2 separate regions of the Homo sapiens genome follow, and region 1 is linked to region 2. Evidence: read pairs that join two places in POLR2A ChIA-PET (ENCODE). Cell type or tissue: OCI-LY7. All regions are shown on one strand. Links, peaks and the distances in the headings refer to the core of each region. The heading gives the core; the rest is flanking DNA.

Region 1 (15,013 bases), core at 5,404-9,403, 130 kb before region 2:
CATCTGGGTGCTTTTTTTTTTTTTTTTTTTTTTTTTTTGAGACGGAGTCTCGCTCTGTTGCCCAGGCTGGAGTGCAGTGGCATGATCTCGGCTCACTGCAACCTCAGCCTCCCGGGTTCACGCAATTCTCCTGCCTCAGCCTTCTGAGTAGCTGGGATTACAGGCGCCCACCACCATGCTAATTTTTTATATTTTTAGTAGAGATGGGGTTTCACCATGTTAACCAGGATGGTCTCGATCTCCTGACCTCGTGATCTGCCCGCTTCGGCCTCCCAAAGTGCTAGGATTACAGGCGTGAGCCACCGCGCCTGGCTAAGTATTTCTCTCCACATAGCGAGATCTCCTTGTCTTTTCCCTGACCTACTTGCCTGGGACTTTGTCCCAGGCGGCATCCCCCTGGTCTGTCCACCTTCAGGCCTTGTGTCTCACCGCCTGTGCTGAATAAGATTGAAATAGAGCCTAAAAATAGTTTAATGGCCCCTGCATTGCAGCCTGCACTTCTCTGTTCTTGGCTGGAAGGCAGCCAAACTGACTCAGCACAAAAGCTCATCTCCAGAAGCCGGGACAAGATTTCAAAGAGGGCTTGTGAGGGCTGGGAAGAGGCTTTGCTTCTTAGACAGGGGATATCAGAGCCTGTCACCCTCCAGAAGAGATTTTCCCTTTCCAGAGAAGCAGACTGAACAAAAGAATCCCTTGGCTTTAAGGAGGATTTTAAAACAAGCGAGAAGCCCAGGTCAATCCCTCCCCTGTGAGCTACTTAGCCATTCATGCCAAGGGTGGGCAGATTAGGGGGAAAGGGACTGGCTTGGGAGGACCTAGAAGCTTCCTCCTCAGCTGGAATTGTCCACGGACTTTTGGCAGATTATACTCTGGGGCATATCGCAGACCGCAGCCCATCTGTCGCTCTCTTGTACCTGGGACTCAGCCTGTGTTCCTTGCTTTTTTTTTTTTCCCCTTTACAATTTTTTTAAAACATTTTTTTTTCTTTTGTAGAGACAAGGTCTTGCTATGTTGCCCAGGCTAGTCTTGAACTCCTGGCCTCAAGCAATCTTCCCACCTCGGCCTCCCAAAGTGCTAGGATTACAGGCGTGAACCCACCATGTCAGGCCTGTTCCTTGCCTTTTTAAAGCTGCCGTCCACATTCCTGATTTATTGGTATCTTCTAGTTTCTCCCTTATTTTCTTCCTAGCTTATCCCTTACTATTTTCTCTGCAAATAACTCCACAGACTCTTTTCATAAACTTAAGGGTGTTCTTGCTGATCACTCCGCAAAGCTAAGCAAAACTCTATCCCTAGGAAGGAGCAGGGCTGCCAGACTTCCAAAGGAACTTTGTCCCTGTCGGTGTAGCCGACTCTGTCCTTTCTATGGCGTTCAGCAGTGTCTCTGATGAGAATAGGCATTAAGCATCTATTTTGGGTCAGGCCCTGTGCTAATCACACTTTTACATTCACTGTCCTATTTAAATGAAACTTAGTGTATAAGTCTTTTGCCTCCTTGGTTAAATTTATCCCTAGGTATTTTATTATTTTTGATACTATTATAAATAGAATTATTTTCTTAATTTCTTTTTCTGATTGTTCATTGTTGGTGAGTAGACATACAATTGTTCTTTGTGTGTTGACTTTGTCCCCTGCTGCTTTACTGAATTCATTTATTAACTCTAGTAATTAAAAAAAACTTTTCTGCCAGTCTGGGCAATATAGTGAAGCCCTGTCTATACAAAAATAAGATTTAAAAATTAGCCAGGCATGGTGGCGCATAATTGTAGTCCCAGCTACTCAGAAGGCAAAGGCAGGAGGATCACATGAGCCCAGAAGTTGGAAGCTACAGTGAGCTATGATCACACAGGTGCACTCCAGTCTTGGGGACAAAGTGAGACCTTGGTCTCTAAATAAATAAATAAATAAAAGGGTTTACTGTGGATTATTTGGGATTTTCTATATATGTGATAATGTCATCTGCAAATAGAGATCGTTCTATTTCTTCCTTTCCAATTTGGATGCCTTTTCTTTTTCTTGCCTAATTTCTCTGGCTAGGACTGCCAGTACTGTGTTGAATACAACTGTGAAAGTGGGCATCTCTGTCTTGTTCCTGATCTTAGGGGAAAAGCTTTCAGCTTTTCACCATTGGTTTTGTGTTTTTTGTTTTAGATACAGGGTTTTGCTCTGTCACCCAGGCTGGAGTGCAGTGGTGCAATCAAAGCTCACTGCAGCCTTCAACTCCAGGGCTCAAGCAATTCTCCCACCTCAGCCTCCCATGTACCTGGAAATACAGGTGTGAGCCATCGTGCCCAGCTCCCCTTCATTCTTTAAGGCAAGGTAGTGTACTACATTAATTGATTTTCTTTCCTTTTTTTTTTTTTGAGACGGATTCTCGCTCTTTCACCCAGGCTGGACTCAGTGGCGCTATCTCGGCTCACTGCACGCTCCGCCTCCCGGGTTCACTCCATTCTCCTGCCTCAGCCTCCCGAGTAGCTGGGACTACAGACGCCCGCTACCATGCCCGGCTAATTTTTTGTATTTTCAATAGAGACAGTTTCACCGTGTTAGCCAGGATGGTCTCGATCTCCTGACCTCATGATCCACCTGCCTCAGCCTCCCAAAGTGCTGGGATTACAGGCGTGAGCCACTGCGCCCAGCCGATTTTCTTTTCTTTTCTTTTCTTTTTTTTTTTTTGAGACAGAGTCTCACTCTGTCGCCCAAGCTGGAGTGCAGTGGTGCAGTCTTGGCTCACTGCAACCTCTGCCTCCCAGGTTCAAGCGATTCTCCTGCTTCAGCCTCCCGAGTAACTGGGACTAGAAGTACTCGCCCCACCATGCCTGGCTAATTTTTGCTTGCTATTTATTTATTTATTTTATTTATTTATTTTTTTTGAGATGAAGTCTCCCACTGTCGCCAGGCTGGATTGTGCAGTGGCACAAACTCAGCTCACTGCAACCTCCGTCTCCCGGGTTCAAGCGATTCTCCTGCCTCAGCCCCCCGAGTAGCTGGGATTACAGGCGCGTGCCACCACACCCAGCTAATTTTTGTATTTTTAGTAGAGATGGGGTTTCCCCATGTTGGCCAGGATGGTCTTGACCTTGTGATCCGCCCACCTTGGCCTCCCAAAGTGCTGGGATTACAGGCATGAGCCACTGCGCCCAGACTGAATTTTTTTTTTTTTTTTTTGAGACAGTTTCACTCTTGTTGTCCAGGCTAGAGTGTAATGGAGTGACCTTGGCTCACTGCAACCTCCGCCTCCTAGGTTCAAGCGATTCTTCTGCCTCAGCCTCCCAAGTAGTTGGGATTACAGGCACGTGCCACCATGCCTGGCTAATTTTTGTATTTTTAGTAGAGACGGGGTTTCACCGTGTTGGCCAGGCTGGTCTTGATCTCCTGACCTTGTGATCCACCTGCCTTGGCCTCCCGAAGTTCTGGGATTACAAGTGTGAGCCACCCCACTTGGCCAGATTTTCTCATTTTTCTTGAGTCAGTTTCAGTAGTTTTTATATTTCTAGGAATTTATGCATTTAATCTAAATTATTGAATTAGTGGACATACGGTTGTTCACAGTATTGCCTTATAATTCCTTTTATTTCTGTAAGGTTGGCATTAATGCCTTCTCTTTTATTCTTGATTTTAGTAATTTGAGTCTTTTCTTCTTTTATCTTAGTCAGTCTAGCTAAAGGTTTGTGAATTTTGTTGGTCTTTTTAGGACCTTTTTTTTTTTTTTTTTTTGAGACAGAGTTTCACTCTTGTCATCCAGGCTGGAGTGCAATCTTGGCTCACTGCAACCTCCGCCTCCCGGGTTCAAACAATTCTCCTGCCTCAGCCTCCCAAGTAGCTGGGATTACAGGCGCTCGCCACCATGCCTGGCTAATTTTTGTATTTTTAGTAGAGATGGAGTTTCACCATGTTGGCCAGGCTGGTCTCGAACTCCTGACCTCAGGTGATCCGCCCTCCTCAGCCTCCCAAAGTGCTGGGATTATAGGTGTGAGCCACTGCGTCCGGCCAAGACCTAACTTTTAATTTCATTGATTTTCTGTGTCATTTTTATATTCTCTATTTCATTAATTTCCACTCTAATCCTTCTTTGGGTTTACTTTGCTCTTCTTTTTTCAATGTCTTAAGGTAGAAATTTAGGTTATTGATTTGAGATCATTCTTCTTTTCCTTTATTTATTTATTTAGAGACAGGGTCTTGCTCTGTCACCCAGGCTGGAGTGCAGTGGTGTGATTGTAGCTCACTGCAGTCTTGAACTCCTGGGCTCTGGCAACCCTCCTGCCTTGGCCTCCCAAGTAGCTGGGACTACAGGTACACGCCACTGTGCCTGGTTAATTTTTTAATTTTTATTTTGTAGTGACGGGATCTCACTATGTTCCCCAAGCTGGTCAGGAACTCCTGGGCTCAAGTGATCCTCCAGCCTTGGCCTCCCAAAGTGCTGGGATTACAGGCGTCAGCCACTGTGCCTGGCCTCATTCTTCTTTTTAAATGTAGACATTTACAACTTTAAATTTCCCTCTAAGCATTGTTTTACTTGCATACCGTAAGTTTTCATATGTTATATCTTCATTTTCGTTCATCTAAAAATATTCTGATTTCCCCTCTGATTTCATCTTTGACCCATTGGTTATTTAGGAGTGTTTGTTTTTCACATATTTGTGACTTTCCCAGATTAGTTATTAACTTTTACTCTAGTGTGATCAGAGAACGTACTTTGTACGATTTCAATTCTTTTAAATTTATGGAAGCTATTTTTTTTTAATTGAGGCTTTTTTTTTTAAAGATGGAGTCTTGCTCTGTTGCTCAGGCTGGAGTGCAGTGGCACCATCTCGGCTCACTGCAACCTCCGCCGCCCGACTTCAAGTGATTCTCCTGCCTCAACCTCCTGAGTAGCTGGGACCTGGTACCGGTGTGCATTACCACATCTGGCTAATTTATAAATTTTTTGGTAGAGACAGGGTTTCACCATGTTTGTGAGGCTGGTCTTGAACTCCTGACCTCAAGTGATCCACCTGCCTCAGCCTCCCAAGTGCTAGGATTATAGGCATGAACCACTGTGCCCAGCCCTAATTAAGGCTTTTTTATTTTTATTTATTTTTAATTCATTTATTATTATTACTTTTTGAGATGGAGTCTCACTCTGTTGCCGAGGCTGGAGTGCAGTGGCGTGATCTCCACTCATTGCAACTTCTGCCTCCCAGGTTCAAGTGATTCTCCTGCCTCAGCCTCCCAGGTAACTGGGATTACAGGTGTGTGCCACCATGCCTGGCTAAATTTTGTATTTTTGGTAGAGACAGGGTTTCTCCATGTTTGCCAGGCTGGTCTTGAACTCCTGACCTCAGGTGATCCACCTGCCTCAGCCTCCCAAAGTGCTGGGATTACAGGTGTGAATATATATATGTATATATGATGGTATACTACTCAACCATAAAAAGGAATGTATTAACAGCATTTGCAGTGACCTGGATGAAACTGGAGACTATTATTCTAAGGGAAGTAACTCAGGAATGGAAAACTAAACATTGTATGTTCTCACTGATATGTGGGAGCTAAGCTATGAGGACGCAAAGGCGTAAGAATGATACAATGGACTTTGGGGACTTGGAAGGAAGAGTGGGAGGGGGGTGAGGGATAAAAGACTCCAAATATGGTGCAATGTACACTGCTTGGGTGATGGGTGCACCAAAGTCTCCCAAATCACCACTAAAAAATGTACTCATGTAACCAAACACCACCTGTTCCCCAATAACTTATGGAAAAATAAAGTAATAAAAATTAAAAACAAACTAGTTTTATTTTTTGCTTTAACATGTTTACTAATATAGATGTAATTTATTTAGCCAGTCTCCTATTAGTGTATAATCAGTATATTTTCTGTTGTTCCAAATTATAACCAAAACTGAGGTACATAGATTTCATATTTGAATATTTCTGTATATACCTAAGTATTTATTTAGGATACATTCTTCAAAGTGGCATACCTTGGTTAAAGACTATCTAAGCTTGAGGCCAGGCACAGTGGCTCAAGCCTGTAATCCTAGCACTTTGGGAGGCTGAGGTGGGTGGATCACGAGGTCAGGAGTTCAAGACCAGCCTGGCCAAGATGGTGAAACCCCATCTCTACTAAAAATACAAAAATTAGCTGGGCACAGTGGCAGGTGCCTGTAATCCCAGCTACTTGGGAGGCTGAGGCAGGAGAATTGCCTGAACCCAGGCGGTGGAGGTTGCAGTGAGCCAAGATCACACTACTGTGCTCCAGGCTGGGCAATAGAGTGAGATTCTATCTCAAAAAAAAAAAAAAAAGACTAAGGTTTTAAGGCTTTTGATATATTTCGTTAGATTGTCTTCCTGGAAGATTTTCATTCCAAGCATTAGCTCCAGAAAATTCAGGTTTCTCTACATAGCTGCTAACACTGGGTATTATCATTCTTTTGGATCTTCTGCTACCTGCACTCCATCCACTGTGGACATTTATCATTACCAATGTCCAACATTCACTCCTTTTTCTCCTGCTAAGAGTACTTCTATTTTCCTTTGGGAAACTCCCCTCTCAAACTCTCAATTTCAGACTGAGGGGTCTGACATATTCCCTAGCTCCAGGGATGAGCAGGTGAACTCTGTCTAGCTCATCAGTGTCTCATGCATTGGCTCAAGGAGGATCATATGGCCCTACCAGCCCAGTGAGAACCAAACCCTGGACTTTTACTGGAATATTGAACAAGAGTTCTTTTTTCTCCCCTGAGTTTGCTAACCTGGTAGGATATAAGCCCAAAGCTTCTGGAGACCACATGGAGATGTTCTGCCTGACGTTAAAGCTGACACAAAAGGAAGCAGCTGAGAGATGGAGAAATGAGTGACAGCTTCCTGGGGAACATCATTTGAGAGTTCCCCTGGATCCAGCCATTCCTGAAGCAATTCAAGCTTCTCTTTTTTTTTTTTTTTTTTTTTTTTTTTTTTTGAGACAGTGTCTCACTCTGTCCCCCAGGCTGGAGTGCAGTGGCACAATCTCAGCTTGCTGCAACCTCCACCTCCCAGGTTCAAGTGATTCTCCTGCCTCAGCCTCCTAAGTAACTGGGATTACAGTCATGCACCATCACACTCAGCTAATTTTTGTATTTTAAGTAGAGACGGGGTTTCACTGTGCTGGCCAGGGTGGTCTCGAACTCCTGACCTCAGGCGATCCATCCACCTCGGCCTCCCAAAGTGCTAGGATTACAGGCATGAGCCACCACGCCCAGCTACGATTCAACCTTCTTGAACTCCTTGGGGTTATGTAAGCTAATATATTTATCAGCAGCAGCAGCATTAGTAAGTATTTTGCACAAACTAGTTTAATTCTGTTTTGGTCACTTGCAACAGAAATAATGCTGATGATGCTGGGTGCTGTGGTTCACACCTGTAATCCCAGCACTTTGGGAGGCTGAGGTTAGTGGATTGCTTGAGCTCAGGAGATTGAGACCTGCCTGGACAACATGGCGAAACTACGTCTCTACCAAAATATAAAAAATTAGCCAAGCGTGATGGCACGCAACTGTGGTCCCATCCCAACTACTCGGGAGGCTGAGGCAGGAGAATCACTTGAACCTGAGAGGTGTAGGTTGCAGTGAGCCAAGATGGTGCCACTGCACTCCAACCTGGGTGACAGAGCAAGACTCTATCTCGATAAATGAATGAATGAATGAATGTAGGTTTTTCTAAGTAAGGGTCACCCAGGGAAGCTTTATTTTATTTTATTTGAGACAGAGTCTCCCTCTGTTGCCCAGGGTGGAGTGCAGTGGCTTCATCATAGTTTGCTGCAGCTTCAAACTCTCAGACTCAGGCTATCCTCCCATCTTAGCCTCTGGGACTACAGGCACAGGCCACCATGGCCAGCTAATTTTTTTTTTTTTTTTTTTTAGTAGAGATGAGGTCTCGCTATGTTGCCCGGGCTGGTCTCAAACTCCTGGGCTCAAGCATTCTGCCCACCTCAGTCTCCCAAAGTGCTGGGATTATAGGCATGAGCCACCACATCCAGCTGAGATGACTATTTTTGATCAGTCACACATCCCTTTGCCCCTTTCCCCATCTTTCCCATTTATTTAGCTTACTTTCTGGTATAATCCATATTCATTGCTTTTATTACTATTAGGTAAATATTGTTACCTGTTGAATTGGCTAGTATATAATAATTACAACTTCTTCTTACACACAATTTTTCACTTCTCCTGGAGTTAATGTTTTCCTCCCTTTTATTACTTGTTTTGTCTTTGAAATTGACTAAATATTCCCGCAGTCTCCAGTAGTTCAATAAAAGACTTTCTTTTCTTTTTTTTTTTTTCCAGATGGAGTCTTGCTCTGTTGCCCAGGCTGGAGTGCAGTGGTGCAATCTTGGCTCACTGAAACCTCCCTGTCCCGGGTTCAAGTGATTCTCCCTGCCTCAGCCTCCCAAGCAGCTGGGACTACAGGTGCGCACCACCATGCCTGGCTAATTTTTGTATTTTTAGTAGAGACAGGGTTTCACCATGTTGGCCAGGCTGGTCTCGAACTCCTGACCTCAGGTGATTCACCTGCCTCAGCCTCCCAAAGTGTTGGGATTACAGGCATGAGCCACTGCACCTGGCCCAGTAAAAGACTTTCAATTCAATTTTACCCACGGTCATTCATGTCAAATAATTTGTCAGGTTTTTTTTTTTTTTTTTTTTTTGTGCCTCAGAACTCCCCCTCTTCCCCCAGACTCACTCCAATCTGGATGGAGGCTACACAGCTATTGTCCATCAATTTCTCTTTGTCATCAACCTAAGGAGTCCCTTCTCTCATCTTTGTGTAGCCCCTGTTTTCTGTATTCCCAGAGTTTCTATTTCCTGGCTTATGCTCACTTTTTGTTGAAGCATGTCCTCCAGTAATTTATGGAAAGTAATTTTTTGAGACTTCGTAAGCCTGAAATTGTCCTTTTTCTACCCTCATGCTTGATTTATCAGTATAGACTTCTAAGCAGTGTCCATCATTGCTGCTGAGAAGTTTGGGGCCATTTTGATTCTGTTTTTTTTTTTTTTTTTTTTTTTTTTTGAGACGGAGTCTCGCTTTGTCGCCCAGGCTGGAGTGCAGTGGCATGATCTCGGCTCACTGCAAGCTCCGCCTCCCAGGTTCACGCCATTCTCCTGCCTCAGCCTCCCGAATAGCTGGGACCACAGGCGCCCACCACCACGCCTGGCTAATTTTTTGTATTTTTAGTAGAGATGGGGTTTCACCGTGTTAGCCAGGATGGTCTCGATCTCCTGACCTCGTGATCTGCCTGCCTTGGCCTCCCAAAGTGCTGGGATTACAGGCGTGAGCCACTGCTCCTGGCTGTGCCATTTGATTCTTGACCCTGCTTTTTCTTCTCTCTCTCTGGAAGCTCTTAGGATTCTCTCTATCCTTGGGTTCTGAAATGTCAGGTCTAGTTTATGTGGTTGAGATAGGTTCAGATGGGCTGACTCCATCCCTGGATCTAGAGTTGGGTATGTGACCCAGCAGGTCCAGTCAGTGTGTTCCATCCTCCCTGGCCACAGTAATTAATTTCAGGATGGGTGCATGACCCAGTCTTCCACTGAGACTCACTTCTCACACTTTGATTTGAACTGGTAGGAACAGAATCTCTTTCCTGTGATTTGTACCTGGAATAATATAAGCCTATCATAGCTGAGGATCTCCATGAAGAGAAGGCCTTTCTGAAAGAGAAGCTTCATTACATCTATTTCTGTGTAACAAATTACCCGAAAACTTGGTGACTTCAAACAACAAACATTTATATCCAGGCACAGCTTAGCTGGGTGGCTCTTCCTTAAAGCCTCTCATAAGGCTGCAATCAGGGTGTTGGATGGGGCTGCAGTCTCATTTGATGGCTCAACTGGGGAGGATCTGCTTCCATTCTCACTCATGTGGTTATTAGTAGAATTCAGTTTCTCACTGAATTTAGGACCTCAGTTCCTTACTGGCTATTGGCCAAAGGCTTCCTTCAGTTCCTTACCATGTAGGCCTCTCCTTAGGGCAACTCTCAACATCGTAGCTGGCTTCCATCAGAGTGAGAGCAAGCAAAACAGAAGCCAGAATCTTCTTGTAAACTACTCACGGAAATGACATTCCACCACTTTGCCATATGCTAGTCATTAGAACGAATTACTAGGTCAGGCCTACATTGAAGGGGAGGGGATTACAAAACAGCATGAATAACAGGAGGTGGGAATTGTTGGGAACAATTTTATTAATTTTTAATTTATCTCTTAGAGACAGGGTTTTACTCTGTCACCCAGGCTGGAGTACAGTGGTAGCAATCATAGCTCACTATAACCTTGAACTCCTGGGCTCAAGCAATCCTCCTGCCTCAGCCTCCCAAGTAGCTAAAACTACAGGCATGCACCACCATGCCCAGTAGTTTGTTTAATTTTTGGTAGACAGGGGCTTTGTTGCCCAGGCTGGATTCAAACTCCTGGCCTCACACAATCCTCCTGCCTCAGCTTCCCAAAGTGCTGGGATAATAGGCACTTGGCCATTGGAGCCATTTTAGAGGAAGCCTATCACAAAAGCCAATACTGAGAGAAACAGACCTGAGAGCCAAGAAGTGACTGAGTCCAGTGACTTCACTTCAGCCCTTGAATGTTGCCATTAGGTTTTGTCATATGCAATATTCTGAAATGTGCTAGAATGGCTGCCCAAACATTAGGGGGAACAATTCATCCCCATTTGCCCAGGACTTTCCTGGTTTTAACACTAAAAGTCCTATATCTTGGGAAACTCCTATATCCCAGGTGAATTAGGACAGTTGACACCTGACATAGCAGTTATTTGATGACCAAAATTAAACCAATGCAGCTTGCTCAGGATTCTATGGCATGGTAGTACAGAAAACATGGACTCTGGAGTTAAGTTTTGGATTCAGATTCTGGCACTATCATTTACTAGCTTTGTGGCTCTGGGCAACTCACCTCGCCTGTTTTCTCACCACTAAAATAGGCATCAGAATCTCTACATTGAAAAATGCCCATGTGGATTGGAGAGAATTTATGTAAAAACATGATTATCTCTGCCAGACATGGTGGCTCACACCTGTAATCCCAGCACTTTGGGAGGCTGAGGCAGGTGGATCACCTGAGGTCAGGAGTTTGAGACCAGCCTGGCCAACATGGCAAAACCCTGTCTCTGCTAAAGAATACAAAAATTAGCCAGGCGTGGTGGCATGCGCCTGTAGTCCCAGCTACTTGGGAGGCTGAGGCAGGAGAATTGCTTGAACCCAGGAGGCGGAGGTTGTAGTGAGCCGAGATGGCGCCACTGCACTCCAGCCTGGGTGACAGAGCAAGACTCTGTCTCAAAAACAAAAACAAAAACATAACATGGTTATCTCAACAAATGGTACTGTCATCATTATAAGTATTTTGAGGTTCTCAACCAACTGTAACTTTTTTCAGACAAGACACATGGGAATTTCCTGGGTCTTAGATCCCAGTTTGATATTCAGATGCTATACTGTGTGCCTGGGCCTGTGGAGGTCCGTCTGATTTCCCTAGGGCAGAACTGCTCAGAAAATTAATGCTTAGGTTTTCATAGAGTCCTTGGGCATGTTTGATAATCAAGAGCCAATCAATCAAAGCCCTTCTCTCTCTGTTTTTTGGAGAAAAGGTCTTACCCTTTCACCCAGACTGGAGTGCAGTGTGTGATCATAGCTCACTACAGCCTTGAACTCCTGGGTTAAAACAATCCTCCCACCTCAGCCCCCCAGTAGCTGGGACCACAGATGTGTGCCCCATACCCAGCTAATTTTATTTTCTTTTTCTTTTTTTTCTCTATCAATCACCCAGGCTGGAGTGCAGCGGCACAATCTCGGCTCACCGCAACCTCTGCCTCCCAGGTTCAAGCAATTCTCATGCCTCAGCCTCCTGAGTGGCTGGGATTACAGGCACCTGCCACCATGCCCAGTTAGCTTTTTTGTTTTGTTTTTTGAGATGGAGTCTTTCTCTACCACCGAGGCTGGAGTGCAGTGACACAATCTTGGCTCACTACAATCTCTGCCCTTCTGGGTTCAAGCGATTCTCCTGCCTCAGCCTCCCAAGTAGCTGGGATTACAGACGTGCACCACCACACCCAGCTAATTTTTGTTTTTTTAGTAGAGATGGGGTTTCACCATGTTGGGCAGGCTGGTCTCGAACTCCTGACCTCAAGTGATCTGCCTGCCTCAGCCTCCCAAAGTGCTGGGATTACAGGCGTGAGCCACCACGCCCAGCCAATTTTTGTATTTTCAGTAAAGATGGGCTTTCACCATGTTGGCCAAGCTGGTCTCGAACTCCTGACCTCAAGTGATCCACCCGCCTTGGCCTCCCAAAGTGCTAGGATTACAGACATAAGCCACCATGCCCAGCTCCAGCTAATTAAAAAAAAAAAACAAAAAACAAAAAACTTTTTTTTAAGAGATGGGGTCTATGTTGCCCAGGCTGATCTCAAAATCCTGGGCTCAAGTGATCCTCCCACTTTGGCCTCCCAAAGTGTTGGGCTCATTGGCATGAGCCATCATGTCCTGCTGGAGTGTTTGTTTTTTGTTTTTTTTTTTGAGACGCAGTCTCACTCTGTCGCCAGGCTGGATCTCAGCTCACTGCAAGCTCCACCTCCCGAGTTTAAGCGATTCCCCTGCCTCAGCCTCCTGAATAGCTGGAACTACAGGCGCACGCCACCATGTCTGGCTAATTTTTGTATTTTTAGTAGAGATGGGGTTTCATCATGTTGGCCAGGCTGGTCTTGAACTCCTGACCTTGTGATATGCCCACCCTGGCCTCCCAAAGCTGGGATTACAGGTGTGAGCCACCACACCTGGGCAAGCGTGCATTTTTATTTATTTATTTATTTTTTTGAGACGGAGTCTTGCTCTGTCGCCCAGGCTGGAGTGTAGTGGCGCCATCTCCGCTCACTGCAAGCTCCGCCTCCCAGGTTCACGCCATTCTCCTGCCTCAGCCTCCCGAGTAGCTGGGACTACAGGTGCCCACCACCACGCCCGGCTAATTTTTTGTATTTTTAGTAGAGACAGGGTTTTACCATGTTAGCCAGGATGGTCTCGATCTCCTGACCTCGTGATCCACCTACCTGGGCCTCCCAAAGTGCTGGGATTACAGGCGTGAGCCACCGCGCCCGGCCAAGCGTGCATTTTTATAATACTCCCAGGTGATGCTGCTGAAGACAGTCCACAGTCCACACTGAGAAACCACATACCAGGCCACCTGTACAGATCATAAAAATAAAGCCCCTAGCACACTGCCTGGCACATGGTTTGTGCCCAGGAAACAGCACTAGAGAGACCATGCAAGTCGCTCTAGACCCACGAGGGAACTGATGCTTGCTCAGTCCCATGCAGTCTGGGGTGTCACATCCAGACCTCCCCTGCCCTGCCCCCAGCCTTCCCAGGGAAAGAGAATAACAGCAGCAACATTTTCATTTTATAAGCACTTGGTTTTATTGCACAGAAGCAATTGAAAGTGAACTCCAGTGGAAAGTGCGCCCTGGCATAATTCAGTGGCCAGTCCCCGGCCCCACCTGGACCGCTCTTCCAGAATAGAGAGCTCTGGGCAAGGGCTTGACCACTCCTTTGGAAAACAGAAGGCATTTGGGAATAGGTTAAGACATCTCAAGCATAATGTATTTCTAACTGCTCATTCATTATTGCGGTCATCTGTCAGTTGCACATAGAGGCAATAAATGCACTTATTTGGAAAGGAGGGGGGCAGTTTTTATAGTCAAGTGTTTACGTGTGGCATTCGGCATGTATCACATTCAGCTACATAAGCTATCATAATTGTCCATCGCCTGGGGAGGGCCTGGGGGCAGGGGCCTGGGAGTGCCCTCTCTTGCTAACATATTGCTAACAGAAATTCCTGTTTGAAGAAGGAGGCCCCGTCATCTAAGCAGTTTCTTCTTACATAAAGACAGAAAAAGTGAAAATTGTGTTACTCTGATCCTTGAGCTCCGGGACTCTTCTGAGTTTCTTTGGCTGTTCCGGATGTTCCTTTCTCCCTGCCTTACTTCCCCTTGGCGGCCTTGTCTTCTGTGGCCTTCTCTGGAGGCTTGCTGTCTTTTTGGTCTGTGCTGGAGGATTTTTCAGCCTTTTCTGCCTTAGGCTTGCTAGGCTCTTTTGAGAGGGTCTTGTCATCTTCCTTGGCTTTGGCCTCTGTCTTGGGTTTCTCCTCAGGCTTCTTGGCCTTCTCCTCCTTGGTGTCTTTTTTCTCCGGTGCTGCCTCCTTCTTCTCTGCTGGTTTGCTGGGTTCCTTGGCCTTGGCATCATCTGGTTCCTTCTTGGCTACCTCTGTCTTTTCTTTGGGTTTAGCGTCTTCCTTCACCTCCACCTTGGCAGGAGCCTCCTTCTCTGGGGTGGGGACTTTTTTCTTATCTTCAGCCTCTTCCTTCTTGGCTTCAACTTTGGATTCTTTGGGCTTTTCGACAGCAGGTTCCTTCTTCTCCTCCACCTTGGGCTTTGGAGCCTCCTTCTTGGGTGCCTCCTCTTTCTTGCTGTCCTTCTTCTCCTCTGTTTTTGGTGTGGCAGGGGCTTTCTCTTCCTCTGCCTTCTTTGGGGGCTCTTTGACTTTCACCTCCTGGGGCTTCTCCTCCTCCTTCACTGGGGACTTCACCTCTTCCTTTTTTGGGATCTCCTTCTCAGGGGCCTTGGCATCCTCCTTCAGGGGAGATTTCGCCTTCTCTGGGGACTTGACCTCCTCCTTGACAGGGCTTTTGGCCTTTTCAGGGAATTTGTCTGCAGGGGACCTTGCTTCCTCCTTCGCTGGAGTCTTGGCTTCTGGAGACTTCACATCAAGAGTCTTGGCCTTCTCTGGGGACTTGGCCTTCTCTGGGGACTTAGCTTCTTCCTTCACTGGGGACTTGGCCTTCTCGGGGGTCTTTGCTTCTTCCTTCACTGGGGACTTGGCCTTCTCAGGGGACTTTGCTTCTTCCTTCACTGGGGACTTGGCCTTCTCAGGGGACTTTGCTTCTTCCTTCACTGGGGACTTGGCCTTCTCAGGGGACTTTGCTTCTGCCTTCACTGGGG
Region 2 (4,000 bases), core at 1-4,000:
TTTCATCGTTTTAATCCTGTTTTTCATTTGATGTTTTGATATCATAAACATTTCCCAACAATTCTAATGACTCACTATTAAGTCTATTGAGTAGCTACACTGAAATTTGCTAAGCTAGGCTTATATCATTGGGTATTTTGGTTGTTTCTGCTTTTAAGGAAATGGAGGATGTCGTCGTGGCTGACAAATGTGCTTTAACCCTGTAAGCATCTTTCTGGCCAGCCCTTTATTCCTCCCTCCTTCCTTCCAAGTGATACTGACACATGCCTGCCGACCAGATGAAAAGAGTCTGTTGCTGGATCAGCTGATCCAGGACCCGAAGTCTGCCCCTCATCAGGCATTTCATGTATTGGTCTAGCTGGTTTTTACTGAGAACCTACCATGTGCAGTGGAAAAGAAACAGAGCCTCTGACCTGGTGTTGCTCAAGGTTGAGCAGGGAAGACAGTCTGTAGAGTAGTAACCACACTGAAGTGTACTGGGTCCAGGGGGGACTGTGGGAGAGCTCTGGGTGGAGCTGGCCAGATCGATGGGGGATAGGAAGGGGAAGGAGTGAGTGCTGTGCCTGTGACACATTTGGGGAAAGGAAGGTAGTGGGCATGAGCTACCGAGGAGGGTGATACAAGAAGAGGTTAGAGCCAGGCACAGTGGCGCCCCAGGTGGTGGCTTGGGTGGGAGGATTACTTGCTTGAGCCCAGGAGTTCGAGTCTAGCCTGGGCAACTAATTGAAAAAAGAGAGAAAGCAATTGGAGAGGTACGCAGGGATCAGTCTTGTGGAGCCTGGTGAGCCACAGGGTGAACGTAGTGCTGAGTGTATTGGAGTCCCAGGGGTGGGTTTTGTTGTTTGTTTGTTTTTTTTTGAGACAGAGTCTCTGTCACCCAGGCTGGAGTGCAATGGGAAGATCTCTGCTCACTGCAGCCTCCTGGGTTCAAGCAATTCTCCCAAGTAGCTGGGACTACAGGCACGTGCCACCATGCCCAGCTATTTTTTTTATTTTGGGGTTGGGGTTTTTTAGTGGATTTCTTTTGGGAAGAGAGATGTGTGGACAGACATGCCTGGGTTCAATGCTCCAGCCAAAGAGACAAGGAAACAGGTTTAGGAAAGCAAAGTGGGTATCTTGGGTAGGCCCAAGCATAGGGATTGAGAGCATGGGCTTTGGAGCTAGCAGACCTGGTTTTCAGTTTCAGCCCTGCCCCCTACCAGCATTGGCTATACGTTACTGAGCCTCTCACAGCCTCCATTTGCAAAACGGAGGGAAATGCAGAGTTGTGAGGATGAAATAAGAAAATGTGTGGGAACAAGTTAGTATGGGACTAGGCTTAGAGAAGGGCTTAGAGGGGCCGGGCATGGTGGCTCAGGCCTGTAGTCTCAACACTTTGGGAGGCTGAGGCGGGTGGATCACCTGAGGTCAGGAGTTTGAGACCAGCCGGGCCAACATGGTGAAACCCCGTCTCTACTAAAAATACAAAAATTAGGAGGGTTTGATGGTGTCCGCCTATAGTTCCAGCTATTTGGGAGGCTGAGGCAGCAGAATTGCTTGAACCCGGGAGGCGGAAGTTGCGGTGAGCCGAGATCGCACCGCTGCACTCCAGCCTGGGTGACAGAGTGAGACTATGTCTCAAAAAAAAAAAATGGCCGGGCGTGGTGGCTCATGCCTGTAATCCCAGTGCTTTGGGAGACCAAGGCGGGCGGATCACGAGATCAGTTCAAGACCAGCCTGACCAACATGGTGAAACCCCGTCTGTACTAAAAATACAAAAATTAGCTGGGTGTGATGGCGCACGCCTGTAGTCCCAGCTACCCGGTATGCTGAGGCAGGAGAATTGCTGGAACCCAGGAGGCAGAAGTTGCAGTGAGCTGAGATGGGGCCACTGCACTCCAGCATGGGTGACAGAGCAAGACTCTGTCTCAAAAAAATAAAAAATAAAAGAGAAGGGGTCAGGAAATGACATCTGCCCTCCTAACCTGTTATCAGGGTCCTGACTATCTGTCCATGGCAGGGCCAGACAACCCTGCTTCCTCATTTGTTTTTTTCATGTCATGAAGTTCTTCAGAACAATTGATTTCATGCTTGAGCTCTCATGGAGCAGCTGAATTCCTGTTTTCAGAGCTGAGCAACCAACCACTTGTGTCTCAGGAAGTGAAACCCTGAACAAGCTGTTTTAATTAGAGGTTTGAGGAAAACAGGAAAGGCCTTCATGTGGGAATCCACAAATCCTGCTCTCACCCCGCAAGCCTTAAGTACTCAGGTTCTATTGCACTGAGCCTTTTAAGGGTCTTTTGTTGAGTGAGGGTAGCTGAGGACAGCTTTGCCTTCCACTGGGGTTTTAGCTCCCTGGCTGAGCAGAGCCTGCCATCATGTTTTTGATGCTTTTGTCTTCCTCAGAACCTTTGTAGCTTCCATGGTTCCTGTTGCTTCAATCCAGAGTGGCCTCTAAACTTTTTTTTTTTGGAGACAGGATCTCACTTTGTGTCCCCCAGGCTGGAGTGTAGTGGTGTCATGGCTCACGGCAACCTCGATCTCTGGGCTCAAACGATTCTTCAGCCTCAGCCTCCAGAGTAGCTGGCACGGCAGGCACATGCCACCACACCCGGCTAATTAAAAAAAATTATTTTGTAGAAACGAGGTCTCACTATGTTACCCAGGCTGATCTCAAACTCCTGAGCTCAAGTAATCCTCAGCCTCTTTTTTTTTTTTTGAGATGGAGTCTTGGCCCTGTCGCCAGGCTGGAGTGCAGTGGCGCCATCTTGCCTCACTGCAACCTCCACCTCCCGGATTCAAGCAATTCCCCTGCCTCAGCCTCCCGAGTAGCTGGGATTACAGGCACGCGCCACTATGCCCGGCTAATTTTTTGTATTTTAATAGAGACAAGGTTTCACTATGTTGGCCAGGATGGTCTTGATCTTCTGACCTCGTGATCCGCCTGCCTCGGACTCCCAAAGTGCTGGGATTACAGGCATGAGCCACTGTGCTGGCCAATCCTCAGCATTTTAAAGTGCTGGGATTACAGGTATGAGCGACTGCACCCGGCCTACAAGTTTCCATCTTGTTAATTCCTGTCCTAACAGTCATCCCTCACTGTTGCCTGGCCCACCTGAGGCCAGGCGCCTGAAGCTTCCCTCAGCCAACAGCATAGGATGTCTTACGTGCCTCCCTCCGGTTCTTTTGGAAGTTAGATACTGGGAATTGTCCCCTGCCAGGGTAGGGAGGGATCACTCATGCTTGCCTCCTTTCCTTAGGGGAGATCTTCGAGCTGAAGGCAGAGCTCAACAGTGACAAGAAGGAGAAGAAGAAGGAGGCAGTGAAGAAAGTGATTGCATCGATGACCGTGGGCAAAGATGTCAGGTGTGCAGGAGTAGGCCTGGTGGCAGCTAGAAGCTGGCTGACAGGGGAGGGTTTATAGCTTGGGTCCACTTCAGTCTCTCCTTTAGGGTGTCTAGGGACCCATGTCTCCCCTCATACAGCTCCCTTCATAAAACTTTCTTCCCAATAGAAGGTTTTGTTTACACAGGAATCATGAGCCCAGACACTGACAGGTCAGGTGGTTATGGAGTGAGTTAACTGGAGTAGGTGGGAAAGGCAGCAGGCAATGGAGTGGGTGTGGCATGAACCCTCTCAGAAACTCCAGAGGATCAGTACTGGCTGGGGAAGAGGACCCAGTGTGGCCAGGTCTTCTGGTTTTTAAAAGAATGGGAAATCTGGGCCAGGCGCGGTGGCTCACGCCTGTAATCCTAGCACTTGGGGAGGCCCAGGCGGGCGGATCTCGAGGTCAGGAGTTCGACACCAGCCTGGCCAATATGGTGATATCCTGTCTCTACTAAAAATACAAAAAGTAGCCGGGCATGGTGGCGCATGCCTGTAGTCTCAGCTACTCGGGAGGCTGAGGCAGGAGAATTGCTTGAACCTGGGAGACACAGGGTGCATTCAGCTGAGATTGTGCCACTGCAGTCCAGCCCAGGTGACAGAGCGAGACTCAGTCTCAAAAAAAAAAAAAGAAGAA

What was found. Peaks named below come from ENCODE experiments on the same cell type or tissue, not always from the same donor. Only the 100,000 strongest peaks of a DNase experiment are listed, where the experiment ranks them.
Region 1: POLR2A ChIA-PET joins it to region 2 with 7 read pairs; 3 of 35 experiments call an interaction of 5 or more read pairs at or near these places.

The regions. Positions count from the first base shown.
Region 1 is chr22:29,489,685-29,504,697 of GRCh38, reverse strand. It overlaps NEFH (neurofilament heavy chain), which reads right to left. Exons shown (of 4, transcript NM_021076.4): 4 at 13,308-15,013. The coding sequence ends at 13,995. Among named protein-coding and RNA genes, the nearest start is that of NEFH, 17 kb to the right of the region's middle. In OCI-LY7, for the core only: no CTCF peak of the experiment used is centred there; no DNase peak of the experiment used is centred there.
Region 2 is chr22:29,362,346-29,366,345 of GRCh38, reverse strand. AP1B1 (adaptor related protein complex 1 subunit beta 1) reads left to right here. Exons shown (of 23, transcript NM_001127.4): 3 at 3,240-3,345. Among named protein-coding and RNA genes, the nearest start is that of AP1B1, 24 kb to the left of the region's middle. In OCI-LY7, for the core only: no CTCF peak of the experiment used is centred there; DNase peaks (open chromatin) are centred at 1,635 and 2,045; H3K4me3 peaks cover 1,356 bases; H3K27ac peaks cover 3,728 bases.